Regions from separate parts of the Homo sapiens genome. Here region 2 is linked to region 1. Evidence: chromatin loops called from intact Hi-C (ENCODE). Cell type or tissue: MCF 10A. All regions are shown on one strand.

The links. Hi-C counts contacts between places; a loop is a spot of excess contacts. Peaks named below come from ENCODE experiments on the same cell type or tissue, not always from the same donor. Only the 100,000 strongest peaks of a DNase experiment are listed, where the experiment ranks them.
Region 2: it touches region 1 in a loop (5-fold over the local background); 6 of 110 quality-filtered maps call a loop at or near these places.

Annotation. Positions count from the first base shown.
Region 1 is chr10:126,456,642-126,464,641 of GRCh38, reverse strand. It overlaps C10orf90 (chromosome 10 open reading frame 90), which reads left to right. Exons shown (of 10, transcript NM_001350921.2): 6 at 3,057-3,241; 7 at 5,425-5,602. LOC728158 (a long non-coding RNA gene) reads right to left here. Exons shown (of 7, transcript NR_148989.1): 6 at 7,692-7,918; 7 at 3,685-5,627. Among named protein-coding and RNA genes, the nearest start is that of LINC00601, 39 kb to the right of the region's middle. RefSeq lists an enhancer at 3,851-5,050. In MCF 10A, no CTCF peak of the experiment used is centred here; DNase peaks (open chromatin) are centred at 4,361, 4,951 and 5,981.
Region 2 is chr10:126,393,527-126,401,526 of GRCh38, reverse strand. No RefSeq gene overlaps it. Among named protein-coding and RNA genes, the nearest start is that of ADAM12, 9.0 kb to the right of the region's middle. In MCF 10A, no CTCF peak of the experiment used is centred here; a DNase peak (open chromatin) is centred at 3,306.

The DNA.
Region 1 (8,000 bases):
TTGTTGATTGCCTACCTGGACCTCGTGCATACTGTCACCGTTCACCTGATGAAACCTCCCCTTCTCCAACTGGGAGAGCAGAGAGGGGACAAATGGTTGCCAAGTAGGAAGCTCCCAAGCACCCAGGAGGCAGCCCTATGTGGGTCGGGGATTTTCAAGACCACTGTGGGCAAGGCCAGTACTCCCTTGAGGCTGAGAGAAGACCACACCCAGGTGCACAGCAGATTCTCAGGCTCAGCTAAGGAAGGTTGGAGATGCAGGTGTGTGTGGCTGCTCTGAAGGCAGCAGGTCCTCTGGGTTGACTGTGGCCCTGTGACTAACTAGCAGGGATATAATGACTAAGGCACGGGGCTTCCACAGGTCCCCAGCGCTTAACAAGCATGAGACACTGGAACTCACGTGCCCAAAAAGTAGGTCCCAAACTCAGCCTCCCACAGAGGAAGAAACCAAGAATTAGAACACAGTCATCATTTCTCTGGGGATCAAGTTGCTGACCACTACTAAATGGTGCAACAAAGAATGTTATAGAAAGGACACAAGAACACATTGGAAAAACGTCCTGTGGTGCCCGGTTATGTCAGCAGGAAAAATGTACATTTCCTATCATTCTAAAGATGTTCTCAAAGAACTATGGAAAAGGACAGAAAGAAAGATATCAGCTTGGGTTGTAAAATTTAAATTGGTTATGGCAATTATAAAAGTAACAAGTTAATCCCTAGCTTCTCATTCATTAATCGTTTAGAGAAGCATTTATTAAGCACCTACTGTATGCCAGATGCTGTGCTTTATATCCCCTGCCCTCTAGGCTCTCCGTTGGCACAGGAAACGGTCAGCAGCATAGCCGTGTCTGTGTGGTGGGCCATGGGGAAGCCGAGGACGGCCCCTGACACTCAGAGGAGGGACTGTGCAGAGGCATCTTTGCCAAGGAAGTGATTTGAGCAGGAACTTGAAAGTATATTTGACGTTTTCAAATCAGACCTGAGGGCAAAGAGCATTGCAGGCTAAGGGAAAGGCACACATGACGCAAGTGGCTGGGACAGGAGGAACATGGTTGATCTGGGGACCTGCAGAGGGTGGGGCCAGGGCGCAAGGGTTGTGGGGGTGGCAGTGGCTGGCGTGAGTCTGCAGGGGTCACGTGCATCAGGTTGGAAGGCCTTTCTAAACCCACTTAGGAAGTCTGGATTGAAGGCAGAGCCAAGCCTTTGAAGAGGAAGAGACATAATTAGATTTGCTCAAGAGGAAACTACTGCCTCGTGCGCAATGTGGAGGACAGATGGGAGAGGAGCACGGCTGGGGGCTGAGGCCCAGCCGGCAAGGAGAGCGTGGAGTCACTGTGAAGGAGGGGCTGCGGCTGCAGAGACGCTCAGGATCCAGGGATGGGTCTTTGAGCAGTGAAGAGGTGGGAGTGTTAGGGTTGGCCCTTGGGTTTCTGGTTCTGGTGCTGGGGAGAATGGTGGAGAAGGAGGCAGAGAAATTGTGGCTTCCTCCCCTGTGCACAGGGTGAACTAGAAAACATGCTCACAAGAAGACATGGAAACAGTGTGGCAGAAGGCAAGATTAACTCCACAGGACGGGGGTTGGGGCTAGTGTTAGGCCTGAAGGGGCACTGGGAGACGGGGGGTGGGTGGGGCAGAGTAGTCGCTCTTTTCCAGAAGGAACCAGAGCAAATGCTCAGAAAAATGAAAGAGCATGACTGGAAACCTTCTAAGTGGTGTGCTGTTGGTAGAGACTCCAAAGCGACAGCTGCAAGTGGGACGTCTACCATGAACAGCCATGAAAACTCCAGTTGGCTTGGGCTTGTAGGTAATAGGAACTGTGGGTGGATTTTGAGCAGAGGTTGGACAGCTGGCCCAGGAGAGGGAGGACCCAGGCATAAATGGTGAGTTGTAGTTGTTGTAGTCGTTGTAATCATGGAGATGCATCCCACGGACAGGTGAGCCTCCAGAAGGCCACCTCTCCACTCCCCAGAGAATGAGCTCCTTTTGGGCACCTGGTGCTGTGGAGAGATGCAGAGTGGGTATGATATGGTCCAGCCCTCGACGGAGTCATAGGCTTGTGGGGTGAAAGTATGATCTTCCAACCCCACCTGGTGATGGATGCTGCTGAATGAGTGATGTGTGTTCCCTGCAGTGACGTAGCAGAGGCAGGGATGGGTCGTGCCTTGGGAAGGGGAGGGAGACTTTTGGAAGGTTTGGACTCAGCCTGGAGGGTGGGAGTCCACTGGGCAGAGGAATCAAAGGGGCTTTATGGAGATAGGCAAGCATGTGGGTGAGGAGTGAGGGAGAGGCTGCCATGCATTTTCAGAACTGGGGTGGTTTCAGGGTGCTGTGTTGAGGGGAAGGTGCAGTGAGGCAAGTAGTGGGGCTCATATGGGAGGGGTGAGCTAAGGACAGAGTGAAGGACATTGTGTTGCTTGCTGAGTCCAGTAAGTGCCCAGTGAATACTCATTAATCCCCAATCCATCAGAAACTGTCTTGCCTGAGATGCTGTTGGATCCATTCATTTCCTGACCTTTTCCACAAGGGAAAGTCAAAATGGCCCCAGGAAGAGCCCCAAACCAGCCTTGAAAGCGAAGTCATCCCAATTACTTATGCAAAGCCAGTGGTCGTCTCCAGCAAGTGCAGGGGAGGGCTCTATAATTGAATACCAGCGCCCTGTCCTTATATCATCAGTGTAGTAAGTGCTGGGTAGATTAATACACTGTCCCAAAACAACCGAACTGTGATAATTGGACAGGACACACTTAATATGAAGCACTGAATAGAAAAGTTTCTTTTCATTTTGAGCAAAGCCATCCTAACCATCAGAAGCCTACGGAATACCTCCCTGGCATAATTAGCTGGTCCTGAAGTCTGGCTGAATGCAAACGCTCTTCCTTGTGACCAGGGCGGCCGGGGGCTCTGTGATGAGGCATGATCTTGTCAGCTTAACGAGGCCCATTAATAGTCCACTGGCGTTTCTATTTTCAAAATTGTCTTCTGTGTCTAATGGTATTGAGGAGCCACGTGAAAATCACTTGGTGCCCTCTAAATGGGATTCTAAATCTTCTCTCCTAGGAGATTACACATGCTGTGACTTGGTTGTAAAAATAAAGGAATGTAAGAAGAGTGAGGACCCCACCACACCTGAGCCCTCCCCAGCAGCACCCTCGCCAGCACCCCGCGATGGAGCAGGGAGCCCTGGCCTGTCCGAAGACTGTTCTGAGTCTCAGCAAACGCCTGCAAGATCTTTGACCTTGCAAGTAAGGCCTTCTGTGTGTCCTGGCTTGATTCCTGCCAAAGGGAGAGATTTCCTAGGGAGTCCGTGAGCACACAACCTCACTTGCACCTCTGAGGCTGGAAACCTGATTTCACTTTGTAGCAGCTGTGTGACTGGGCAGGTCCCCTAAGCTTTCTGGGCCACTCTGTCACTGTTTGAATAATGGAGATAATGACACTGACTCCTCCAGGTTAGAATGAAGATCAAATACTATCAGTAGTGACAGTGACAGCAGCAGTGATGGATGCTCCAGCATTCCACAGGTCACTTCCTAGGCATCAGTGCCTCCAATCCATGCAAGGCTCCCAGGAGGTAGGAGCATATAGGGGCTCCAGATCTCAGTGTCTTCAGATGAGGACACTGAGCCTTTGAGAGGTGAAGTTGGCCAAGGTCACATGGTCATGAATGGAGGGATAGGAAAGTTTTAGTTTGGCATCTTTTCCCAATTGTTTTATAAAATGTAGTATGCACACATTTTATAAAGTTTAAAAAAATACAGAGAAATAAAAATTAGGAAGGCAAACAACCTCAGAGGAATCCTCTGCTAACTGTATTGCACAGCTAGCCACACCTTCTTGGAAGGCACTTAATAAGGTTGCAAATCTCCCTGCAGTTGCAGTTGTGGAGATGGCTCCATTGGCTGGCTCCTGTACCCAGGGGGCCTCGGTGGGACCTGGGTGAGGCATTCATGGTGCCCCCAAAGTCTCTAAGGCCATTCTTGGTGGGGTGGACAGCCAAGGCAGCAGCTAAACCTGAGCCACCAGGCTGTTCCTAGGGGTTATCTCTTTAGGCATGGAACTCTCTTGAAGCTTCAGCACATCCAGTGACTTGTACCTTGTGGTTCTCTGTTCCTGGTGGCTGGCACCATGTGGGGAGCTGGCCAAGAAGACTTCTCCCCCAGTGTAGCTGCCAGGGACACATATGTGATACAGACTGAGCCCACACTTCTTCCGCCTGGGCACTCTGAGCTCCCAAGGAAGAGGAAGGGGGCAGAGGAAAGTTTCAGTCATGGCAGCATGCCCAGTGAGCCTTTGCTGAGCATATACATGCAGGACTCCTACTGTGTGAGTGATGCATTGTCAATGAGACATGGCCCATGACTTCCTGGAGCTCACAGCCTAGCACGGAGGTAAACATATGACTCACTGTTGCTCAAGCCCATCGGTGAAGCACCATGCTCTGGCTCAACAGGGCATTTCAACAGGGATTCCTGGGGTAGATGGAACTTGAGCCAATGGCTATGGGTGGTACTTCAGGCTGGGGACAACTTGAGCAGAGACACTCAAGGAATAGGAAGTTAAGACCATAAAAGGCAGTGCAGGAAAAGAATGGGGTTCCCGTGGATAGGGTGTTACCATGTGATCTACCAAACTACCATGAGCCTCAGTTTTTGCATCTGTCAAATGGAAAGAAATATTCCTGCCTTCCTGAACAGTTGTGGGACTCCACGAGGTGATGAATACACATCAAGCACCTAGCCCGGCATCTGGGATGGAGCAGAATGGCAGTTAGTCTTGTTCAGGAGACTTGTGTGGGTGGCTTAGTGCATGGAGGTGGGAGTGGAGACATAGGGACTTCTGACATGGTTTGTGGAGCTCACAGAACTTTCTGTATAGGCAAAGGTTTCCTCCCAGCTCTTTCTACCCAGGAGGAGGAGCTGTTTCCTTCAGCCGCAGTTGTGGTGCCTCCTGAAAGAGCACGTTTTTCACGCTGAGTGGATGATCTGTGTCTGTGCTTCTTGGGGCTTCCAAGTGCAACAGAAGCAAGTGACTCAGCACCTCCATGCCCTCCACTCCCATGTCTCTTTGGAATACAGAATGTAGGGCTTTTGGATCGTCTTTTGGGAACAAATGACTCAGCAGGGTAGAAAGATGAATGGGCAGACGTTGCCTCTGCACTCCCAGCTTTGATGCCAGTTGCCGGTCAATCCTGCTGCAGCAGGGGCCTCGGCGCTGGCCAGGCCTGACCCCCAGGACCTGTGTTGTCAACATGCCTGTTACCTTCTTTACACAAAGATGTGCAAGAAAAGCGTGACGTACTTTTGCACCGTGGCTTTTGGTCTCTGAGTGTTGTGCTTGCCATCGGCTTCTTGGCTGCATCAGACAGATGCGTTGCCTTTCTGTGTCACTGCTCTTAAAAATGACGTATTTTCTTTGCTTTGCATAGGAAGCACTGGAAGTTCGTAAGCCTCAGTTCATTTCTCGCTCACAAGAACGGCTGAAGAAGCTTGAACACATGGTCCAGCAGAGGAAAGCCCAGCGGAAGGAGGACCTGAGGCAGAAGCAGAGCCTCCTTCCCATCCGCACCAGCAAGAAGCAGTTCACGATTCCCCATCCTCTGAGTGGTAAGCTGCAGGTGGCTTGTGGAGACTGGAAAAGACCAGGGATGGGGGGTTCCTGGAGCTGGAGGCTTCACTCAGGGGTGATGGCTCCAAATGATGCCACTGACATACGCAGAACCTGTTATGGCTCCAAGTGGCTGACCCTCAGCATCATAAATCCTGTTCTTGGAGCCAGCCCATTTTGAGAGATCACATATGGGCATTGAGCTCAGCAGAAACAACTTGGGACACCAATTTACCATTACAGCTGGGACAGAAGCCACACCACTGTAGCAGCCAGGGTAGCAAGTTCAAATTCTTGGCTCCTAATAGATATTTGCAAGAGATCCCCTTTGCCCTTTATAGATTGCAAAACAGATCTCGGGGTGAGAGGTTGACTCCAGCTTGTCTATATCAACATTCCTCATCTTGAAACCCCTTTCCTGCTGTGAGCTCAGAGAATACATGGCTGGCTTCCCAGCACTGTGAGGCCAGTGTCACACTGATCCTGTGAGGGAGGGCACTTACTTACTCACTGGAGAGGGAGTTATCAAGACCCTTCTCTGGGTGCCATGCTGGGAGCAAGACTAACCTCAGTCCCTTCTTCATGGAGCTTATAAACAGACTATTAAACTAGCAAGAATAACAAAAAGAAATGAGGGTAAGGATGGGGGACATCAGAGCACATACTTAGTGCCTGCCAACCCAAATCTTAAAATCTAGAGGCCTGGAGAAACCCCAGTTTTATTCCTTTGGATAGAGGAATGAGAACTTTCTTCCTAGGAAAATGTTTTGGCCCCTAGGAGGTGAAATCATGAGTATAACTCAGAATAAAAGTCTTTTGGGGAAATAACCATGTTCAATAAAGTGCAGCTTAGCAAACATTACCAAGATCTTATTCTGGGTGCCTGGGGGACTGAGGAAAATGGTGTTGTAATAGAATTCCTGTGAATCTCCCCAGTCTATGGGCAGGCTAAGTCTCCTTCTCTCCACCAGAACTCTGCTGGTGGAGCTGTCTAAAGACCTCGGGGAAGGATGAATTTGAATGCATCCTTCCCTGTGGCTAAATATTTGACAAGACACCTGCTGCTCCCTCCTCATGACAAGTTCCAGTATACTAACGAAAGGGGATGTGCAAAGAGCTCCCCATGGGAAAATGTGTCTCTAACCAGTGCTATAAGTCCATTGGCAGATAAAGGTTCAATGGGGATATAGTTTCCAGGAAGCTTTTTCATCTCTGGCCTAATAAAGAGAAAACTGGGTTCAGGCACAGACTTCTCAAGTTGCTGTGAGGACCAAAGCCAGCACCAGGAGACCCCTGGGGCCTTCAGTGCCTCCACTGGCCCTGGGCAGTGTTGGGTGATGGTGCCCAGGCTGTGTGGGCCCCTCAGCCTCAATAGTTCTGAAGATGCTACTTGAGAGCATGGTTAGTTACCAAATTTGTGGTAGGCAATTATAGAATGATGCCACTTTAGAGCTCAAGACTCACATACACACACAAAATGGCACGGAGGGCTTCCTTTTCAGTCAGGTCCCTTCACTTTGGGAAGAAACAGAGACCCAGAGACCTTAGGGAACCTGTTCAGTGTGGTGCTGCACTGAGCTTCTCCTCTTCTGGGCCAGCACCTCCCGGCTGTGCCATTCTGCCAGCCACAAGTGGTCTGGAACACCATCATCCCAAGCGCCAGAGGCAATGTGGCCTTGGCCATCTGTACTGATTTCCTAGGGCTGCTGTGAGAAATCACCAAACACAGGGGCTTAAAAGAACAGGAACTGGCAGGGCCCAGTGGCTCACACCTGTAATCCCAGCACTTTGGGAGGCCAAGATGGGTGGATCTCTTGAGCCCAGGAGTTCAAGACCAGCCTGGGCAACATGGAGAAACCCTGTCTCTACAAAAAGTACAAAAATTGGCCAGGTGTGATGGTGCATGCCTGTAGTCTCAGCTACTTGGGAGGCTGAGGTGCAAGGATCACCTGAGCTTCGCTAGGTCATGGCTGCAGTGAGCCATGATCACACCACTTCACTCCAGTCTGGGCAACAGAGCAAGACCCTGTCTCAGAAAAAGCAAAATACAAAAGCAAAAACAAAAACAAAACAAGCCCAGAAACTTACTTTCTTGCAGTTCTAGAGGCCAGAAGTCAAAACCGAGGTTTCCACAGGGTTGGTTACTTTCTAGAGGCTCAGTGGTCAATCCCGTGTCCAGCCTCCCTCCCTGCTCCTGGCGGCTTCCTGCAATCCTTGATGTTCCTTGGTTTGTAGATGCGGCACTACAGTCTCTGCCTCTGTCTCCACATGGCCATCCTCCCTGCGTCTGTGTCTCTATGTTCAAATTTCCTTTTCTCATAAAGACAGCAGTCATTGGATTAGGGCTAACCTCACCAGTCTGACCTCATTTTAACTTGATTACCTCTGCAAAGACCC
Region 2 (8,000 bases), 63 kb after region 1:
GGAATAGCGCCACTCATTTCCCACAGTGCAGATTTAGCTAGTTGCACTCCCGGGGTGTCTTTGAACGTGCTTTTCTGCTCCTTACATATTTTTAAGTCACCTTGGCTAGATCCGTATGTAGGGTTGTATACTTTCATCACGAGGCTTCACCTCTGGCCAGTAAGTAGCCAGCAATGATCATCCCTAGATCTTTTATTTCAGCAGAGGTTACAGTATGGTAATTCCTAAATCTACCGTTCCTTCTTCACATATTACCTGGCTTAATTCAACAAAAAGAGACTTTCTCTCATCAACTATTTGAATACTCTCAGATAGAGTTGATACAGAAAAGTCAGGATAAATGTTTGAATCTTTCTTTTTATTAACCCATTTTCAAAATAATGGCTTGGTTCTCCAGCTTCCTGAGCAATCAAAGAGACATTTGGTTTGTTTGCCTGTTTTTTGACTTATCCTAATGAACTCATGAATACAAACATATTTGGCATGTTTCAATACATTAAGTTATTGTTTCTGTTCAAATTGTCCCATCTTTGACTAATGGGAACTTAGGTTAGCTCACGTGTCCTTTTGACATGACTCTAGTGATCTTTGACAGCTTCCTTTCTTTGGACATGACAAGATATTATAGCTCACCTTATATATTTCCTGCCCGAGACCCGGAATCAGTCATATTTCCAAGGAGCCCTGGTTGCATTTAAGGGGAAATGGCAGAGAGATCACAATCTAGGCACTAAAAGCACCATTATTAATGGGTTGGTCATTGTTTCCAGACCCTTTCAGTGCACAAAGCTAGAAAATAGGTTTTATTTTTCTAAAACAAAATATGTCCTGAGTTTATACGAATACTTTCAATTAGAGTTTAAGGGGTATTTTACTTGATCTCATCAACCTTAAAACCCAGAAGAATGACTCTAACCCTATAGCCAATAATAGGATTGTTAAAAACCATTGAAGTTGTTTTTTCTTTTTTATGTTCTTTTTGTTTTTAGGGCATGTCTCACTAAGGATGTACAATGAAATTAATGTTTTTAAGTCACATGAAATTGTCTCTTTCTTTGTGGACATGCCACAAATCAATAGTTATGTTTATTCCATTTTGGTTTTGATGTTTAGGAACTGATTTTTTTAATATTTCAATTTGTTTCATAATTATGTAAAAATATTTATGTGGTTTCAAAATCAAATCTACAAACCGAAGCATATTTTGAGGTATTTGACCTGTTCCTTTTTCTCTCTGTCATATCTCTTCATCCCCTTATATGAGATAATTTTTAAAAATATGTATGGTTTATCTTTTCATTTAAAATCAATGTATTAACAGTACATGTATAATGTTATACCCACACACATATATTTATATCACAACTTCCTGGATAAATGTTGTATTACATATACTTTTATTATATTACATATTATATTATATACACTTTTGCCCACTTAGCTTTTGAGACCATTTTATATTGTCAGCCATTTTTATACTGAATAGTAGTTCCATCCTTGGCATTCATTAAGAAAATATATAAGGACAGTGCATTTGGTCGCACTTTTAAATAAATTTGTTAGTCCTAATGCATAGATGTAGAATTGGAAAATGCTACTCCATGTGTCTATTCTGCCTGCAATAAATAATACTTGGTGCAAATCTTGATTTGAATTGCCTGGATAATCAGGAACCACAGGATAACTACTATTTTTCCCCCTTTTAAGTTTTGGAATAATTCTAGATTTACATAAAAGTTGCAAAGTCAGTACTGAGAGGTCCCCCGTATCCCTTCACCCAGGCTCCCCTATCGTCAACATCTAAAATAACAGAGTACATTTGTCAAAACTAAGAAACCAACATTAGTATATTGCTGTTAACTCCAGACTTTATTCAGATTTCACTGTTTTTTTCGCTAATGTTTTTTTCTGTTCCAGGAGTCAGTACAGGATACCACATCGTATTCAGTATCTTTCCATTTTTAATCGACCTAAAAATTGATCAATGCTAAGGAGAACTCCCATTCTGTGGGCAGTAAATGACAGAAACCAAGTGGTTAACTAGTGGTAGGATAATCACAGGATTTAAGTACACATTTGGGTAGAATTGACTTTTACAAGAGGCATTATGGTTTATGGAAAGAAAATGTAGATTCTAGAATTAGGCAGTCCTGTGTTTGAGTCCTAGTTTGCGACTTAGTAGTTTTAAGGTTTTGATTATTTGATATCACTGAGCCTTCATTTTTCATCTGTGAAACTGAAATATACTTCACAGGGCAATAGGGAAGTTTATAAATAACATATGTGAAGTGTTTGGCTGTAATTCGTGCTACTTCAATGATAATTGCCATTATCATAGCATCTTGTTGGGCAGCCTTATTACCCAAGCTTGGGAGCCGGATGTCGGGTCATTTGCTAACCAGAACACAACTCTCTCATTAAACAGATATGTAATTTTTATTCCTCCAGTTTACTATGGGGTTACAGCTCAGATATGCAACCTCTGATTAAAGTGACACTAAGCAGGAGGAGACGTTTAGAGGGCCATTTGCATCTAAATCTACCATGACTCATATAAAAATTGCCTGGTTTCTGTGTGTAAAATGAAGTTTTCCACCAACATGCATTGACATTACCCCGCAGGTATTTTACCAGAAAATAAGATCTAATAAATTATACGTATTATTGGTTTTGAACATATATATTTATATTTAGTTTTGAAGTACTGTTGACACTTCTTAAAGTACTTTCTGATGAGTTTAATTTTTTTTTTTTTTTTTTTTTTTTTGGTGACAGAAAACAAATGCTCCTTTCTGGAAAATTACTCCGGCCTTGATTTCTGCAAGTGTAAGTGTTCATGGGTGCCTATGTATGTGTTTTAGCCTCTTCTTCTTTTGCAGGGATACAAAAGACTTTTGTGTCACTTTCCGAAATAGAACTTGAAAGTAGGTCAGTAAGAGAGCTGTAAAATAGGTCAATTGCCATAAATCTAGGCAGAAGAAGGAAATAGCATTCAGCTCTAGAAAGATTTCATGTTTAGACCTCTGGTGCCAGTTCTGCTAAGGCTAATTTAAATGCTAGAGGACCATTTGGGGTACAAGGGTGACACCAGACACTCTACGGTACCATTGCTGCCTGCATCTTCTTTTTCCAGGGCAGAGATCACGGCTGCTGGTCATCAGGACCAAGTGGCAGATTTAAGCCTGATGTCATTAGGAAGCCCAGCATGGGGTTGAGGGCAACATTCTGCTTGGGGATGAATAAGCAGGATACTTTCTCCCCTCCCTGGGTAGGTGAATAAGCACTGGTGTTGAATAGCAAAACCACATTATTGGGTCATGCTTCTGGTATTTCAGTGCAGTGGAATTGGACATGGAATCCTATTCCGTAACCCCCCCACCCAGAGTGATGCTGCAGTTCCCGCTCTGCTGCTGGAAAAGTGCCTAAAAGGCTCAGGCTGCAGGAATGGCTTTTACCTGATTTAACAGTCTCCCCTTTAATGACAATGTTGTGTCCTCATCACTGGGGGCCACTTTTCCATGCACCAGACTGTCTATATCTTACCCCCAACAGAGACAGCATTTTCCTGATGGTGCAGGATTTTGATTTCTCAAGACTCAATTTTGTAAGAATTCTTGGCACTCTACCAGGTGGAAGGGGCTCTCTAATATATGAGATTGTAATTTTTGAAAAACCATCAAATCTGGTGTTGTGACCGAGGCTCTTCCATGTGACTTTCTGAGTTATTACCAACACACATTTCTGGTTTCAGATTATTCTGACTCAGGCTCATATTTATTTTTTCCATTGTTGGCAATATCTCCAACTAACCACAGTCCTTATGTATTGTCTGATTACCAGAACAAAACACAGTTTGAGGTTGTTTAGAGCCTTAAAAGAGTTTTATTTTGTTTCTATTAAATTTTAAAATAGTACCAGAAGTAACAGACTTAGTTAAAAATCAAAGATTTTCAAAAATAAAACATGTCCCAGTACAGATTGCTAGCTCTGTGAATATCAGTTCAAACTTGATTTGCAATGGTAATGAGCCTTAACTGGAATAATTAGGGAGGTTATTGGAAAAATAGTTTGTGAGAGAAATGAAATATTGTCCACTTATTGTCTTGAACCTCAGCAATAAATACACTTACATGGAATCCCTGTCCTTAAGCCTGGATTGGGAAACTATATAGAGAGAAAAATTCCTAAAGACCCAGATGGGAACGTGGTTGCACACACTGGTTCATTTATCCACTTAACCAGAAATTCCTGTGCCTTCTCTTTCCTAGGCACTGAGCTAGGCATGGACAATAAGAGTGAGCAAGACGGGGTTACCTCCAAGGGGATCCCTGTCTCGCAAGGCAGACAGGCTTGCCCAGCAATAATTATACCACCAAGCATTAAGCCTCATGCTATCAGCGGATACACAGAACTGTGGGAGCACAAAATGAAATGTTCACTTTGCCTGAAGAGGTAGAGAAGGCATCACAGAGGAAATGGTGCCATTCTGGACCTTGAAGGATAGATCCTCTACGGAGTGGAAGAGGAGGGCATTCAGACAGTGGGAGAAGCACATGGAAAACCATGACATGTTCAACATTTTGCAAAAGTCAAGTGGTGCCATGTGACTGGAGGATGGTGCTGTGTCAGGTGGCAGGAAAGAGAGGAGCCTGGGAGTGCTGACTGTGGTCTGTATTAGTCCGTGCTCATGCTGCTAATAAAGACATACCCAAGATTGGGTAATTTATAAAGGAAAGAGGTTTAATGGACTCACAGTTCCACATGGCTGGGGAGGCCTCACAGTCATGGTGGAAGGTATATGAGGAACAAAGGCATGTCTTACATGGCAGCAGGCAAGAGAGTGTGTGCAGGGGAACTGCCTTTTATAAAACCATCAGATCTCATGTGACTTATTCACTATCATGAGAACAGCATAGGAAAAACCCACCCCCATGATTCAATTACCTCCCACTGGGTCCCTCCCATGACATGTGGGGATTATGGGAGCTACAATTCAAGATGAGATTTGGGTGGGGACACAGCCAAACCATATCAGGACCAACCCCAAATTGCCTTGTATGTCTCATGAAGTAGATTCAATATATTTCTGAAGACAATGAGGACCCATGAAAGTTTTGTCAGATTTCCATTTTAAAAGTGCCTTTGCAGGAGCAGTGGCTAGAATAACAACAAAACAAGCCTCAGGACCCTACCCCTGTCTTTGAGGGGAGGCACCATGGTTATCTACCCTGGGGGATTGTATGGAGAGGGCAGAGCCAGGGGGATATTTCTGAGGTGGCATGCACAGGACTTGATGGGTGTGGTTCAGGGAGAGAGAAAGGAAGGGGCCAACGATGACTCGAGTTTTGGACCAGCACTGGCAGGGAGAAGATGAAATGGAAGATCTTTGGAGTCAGACAGACCCAGCCTCCAATCCCAGGTGGACCACTTTTGAGTTTTGTGTTCATGGGCAAGCCACTTCTCAAAGGCACCATTTCCTCTCAAAAGAGGAGGAGTAGTTAACTGTCTCAATGAGGGTTGATGAGATCTTGGAGGCCTTGGACAGAGTGGCTGCAGGACAGGCCCTGTTGTTATTATTTTAGGTAGGCTCAAAGCCATTCTCTGTATCATAAGACCAGGAGGTCTTTGAAGGCAGGATCTGTGTCTGTGTCCTTAACCTGTGGGGACGCTTCCTCAACTATTGGTTCTTTATTTTTCAGCTCAGCCTAGGACAAAGAAAGCTGGAACATTGTGAGTATGGCTTAGGGATATTAGGGAAAGGAATGCTGGAGTTTCTATCCAGGAAGGCGGTGGGATAATTCCTTCACTCAGGAGTGCTGGGGGACTTGCAGCAGTGGGGTGCTGCTGGCTCAGGATCTGATGGAGATGAAAATTTTAAATGCTTGGTAACTGCTAAACAATTAAAGCTGCATTAGAGTCCAGACCAGAGCTTAATGTAGGAGAAACAACAATTGATCCCAGGCCCTGGTACTTCTGAGTTGTCTCTTCTGCCTGAGCTCATCAAGGAGTTAATTCTAGGGAGAATGGAGCCCTGGACAAAAGTGCTCACCAGGATGCAGAACTGAGAGAAACTGAAGCAGCGGAGAAAATTGAGGTCTAAGAAGCAGACTGAAATAACCATGGTAAAGGAGGGGGACTGCACATACCACATGCAGGGCTTGGGAGCGGATGGGTGCAGGGTCAGCCACCCTGCTCTCAGAGCAGCTGGCCTCCCCAGACCCAGAATCGCTTCTTCATCCTCAGAGTAGAAACTAGGTCAGGCCTCCAAAAAGGAGTTAAAAGTCTCAGCTGCAGAGAGACCCCACTAGGCGCAATCAGCCAGTGCTCTGCTTCCCTTGGCTTCATGCAGACCCTTCTTGGAACTCTGTAGCCACATTTGGCCTCCACAGTTTAAGAGAAATCAAGAAACTGGAGAGGTGCCAAAGGACAGCAACAAACATGATTAGAAAGAGTGAGAATAGGACCCAGGGGGTACATTAAAGAAATTGGGGTTGATTTGCCTGAAACAGTAGAGACAAAATGGGAACTATATTCAAGTACATGAAGTGGGACCAGTGTCTAGTTATTTGCCAATTTTAAGGGCACAGAATAAGAGGCAAAGGGCCTAATTTGCCACAAGAGAGATCAGGTAAAGACGGAGTTTCAATAAGGCATGTAGGTCTTGGGATGGCTTTTCCTGCGTTATCGTAAAGTAGGTCTGGCCTCTCTCCCTAGGAAGAAACCTGCTGGAGATTGGATAGGGAGGCCAAGACTTGTCCCCAGAGCACCTTGGAGTCCTCCCCCAGCCTCCATCCACCCCAGCCCTCCTGGTTTCTGGGAGTCCATGCATCCTTGCAGGAACAGAAACCTGACACTTGAGTGGCCAGCCTGGGTGGTGGGGCCACTATGCTTCCTCTGGTGATTCTCTCTAAGAGAAAGAGCAAGCATGACCTTTCATCACATCTTCTCTTGGATGCATTCAAGATACAGCCACCAGCAGAGCCCCAGGTACTTTGGCAGGAGGTGAAAAATGTCTTACAACTTCCGGAAACGGCAGTCCAGATCAGATCACTGTGTGACTGGCTAACCGTGTAGTGGGGATACTCAGACAATCTTGTGAGTCTTCATGGCCTCAGCCAGTTTTGCTTTGGGAGCTGTGGCTTGGTATCTATCACCGCGAGCGAGCTCATTCAGCCAACCAACCTTCATGGAAGGAATCAAGTCAAGATGTACAACCAAGCACGTGTGCCTGCCCATCCCTCCTGCCCTGAAGACACGGCACAAAAGAAACATTTATCTACAGACAGGATAACTGTGCACTTTGTTTACAAATCAGGACTCTAGTGAGAGAGAAAGGGACTGCCGTTGATAAGTACAATAGGACAAGACTGGGACCCATGGCCACCCTATCTACACCCTGTTTTCAAAGCTGATAAACAAGAAGGGTGCCCTTCATATTGAAATTATCAAGACATTCCAAAAGCTAGAAAAATCCATAGAAATGGAATGTTCGCTTTATTACATGCATAACAATTATTGCTGTGTAAAAAATTATTCCCCAAAGTAATGGGTCAAAACAACAAATACTCATTATCTCAGGGGGTTTCTGTGTGTCAGGAATTTGGGAGCAGCTTAGCTGAATGGTTCTGCCCTGGGGTCTTCTCATAAGGCTGCTGTCATCTGAAAATGACGGGCTGAATGATCCACTTGCAACGTAGCTAACTCACATGGCTATTGGCAGGAAACCTCATTCCCCACCTCAGCTCTACTCCACTGGTCTGCTTGAGGCTCCTCACGACATGGCAGCTGGTTGCCTCCAGAGCGAGCAACCTGAGTCAAGGAGGAAGCTGAAATGCCTTTCATGATTTGGCCTCAGAACTTACACACTGCTCACTTAGGCTGCGTTTTGTTAGAATGAGTCACTAATTCACAATTGTAAAGATATGGAACCAATCTAAATGCCCATTAACCAATGAGTGCATAAAGAAAATGTGGTATATATGCACTATGGAATACTACTC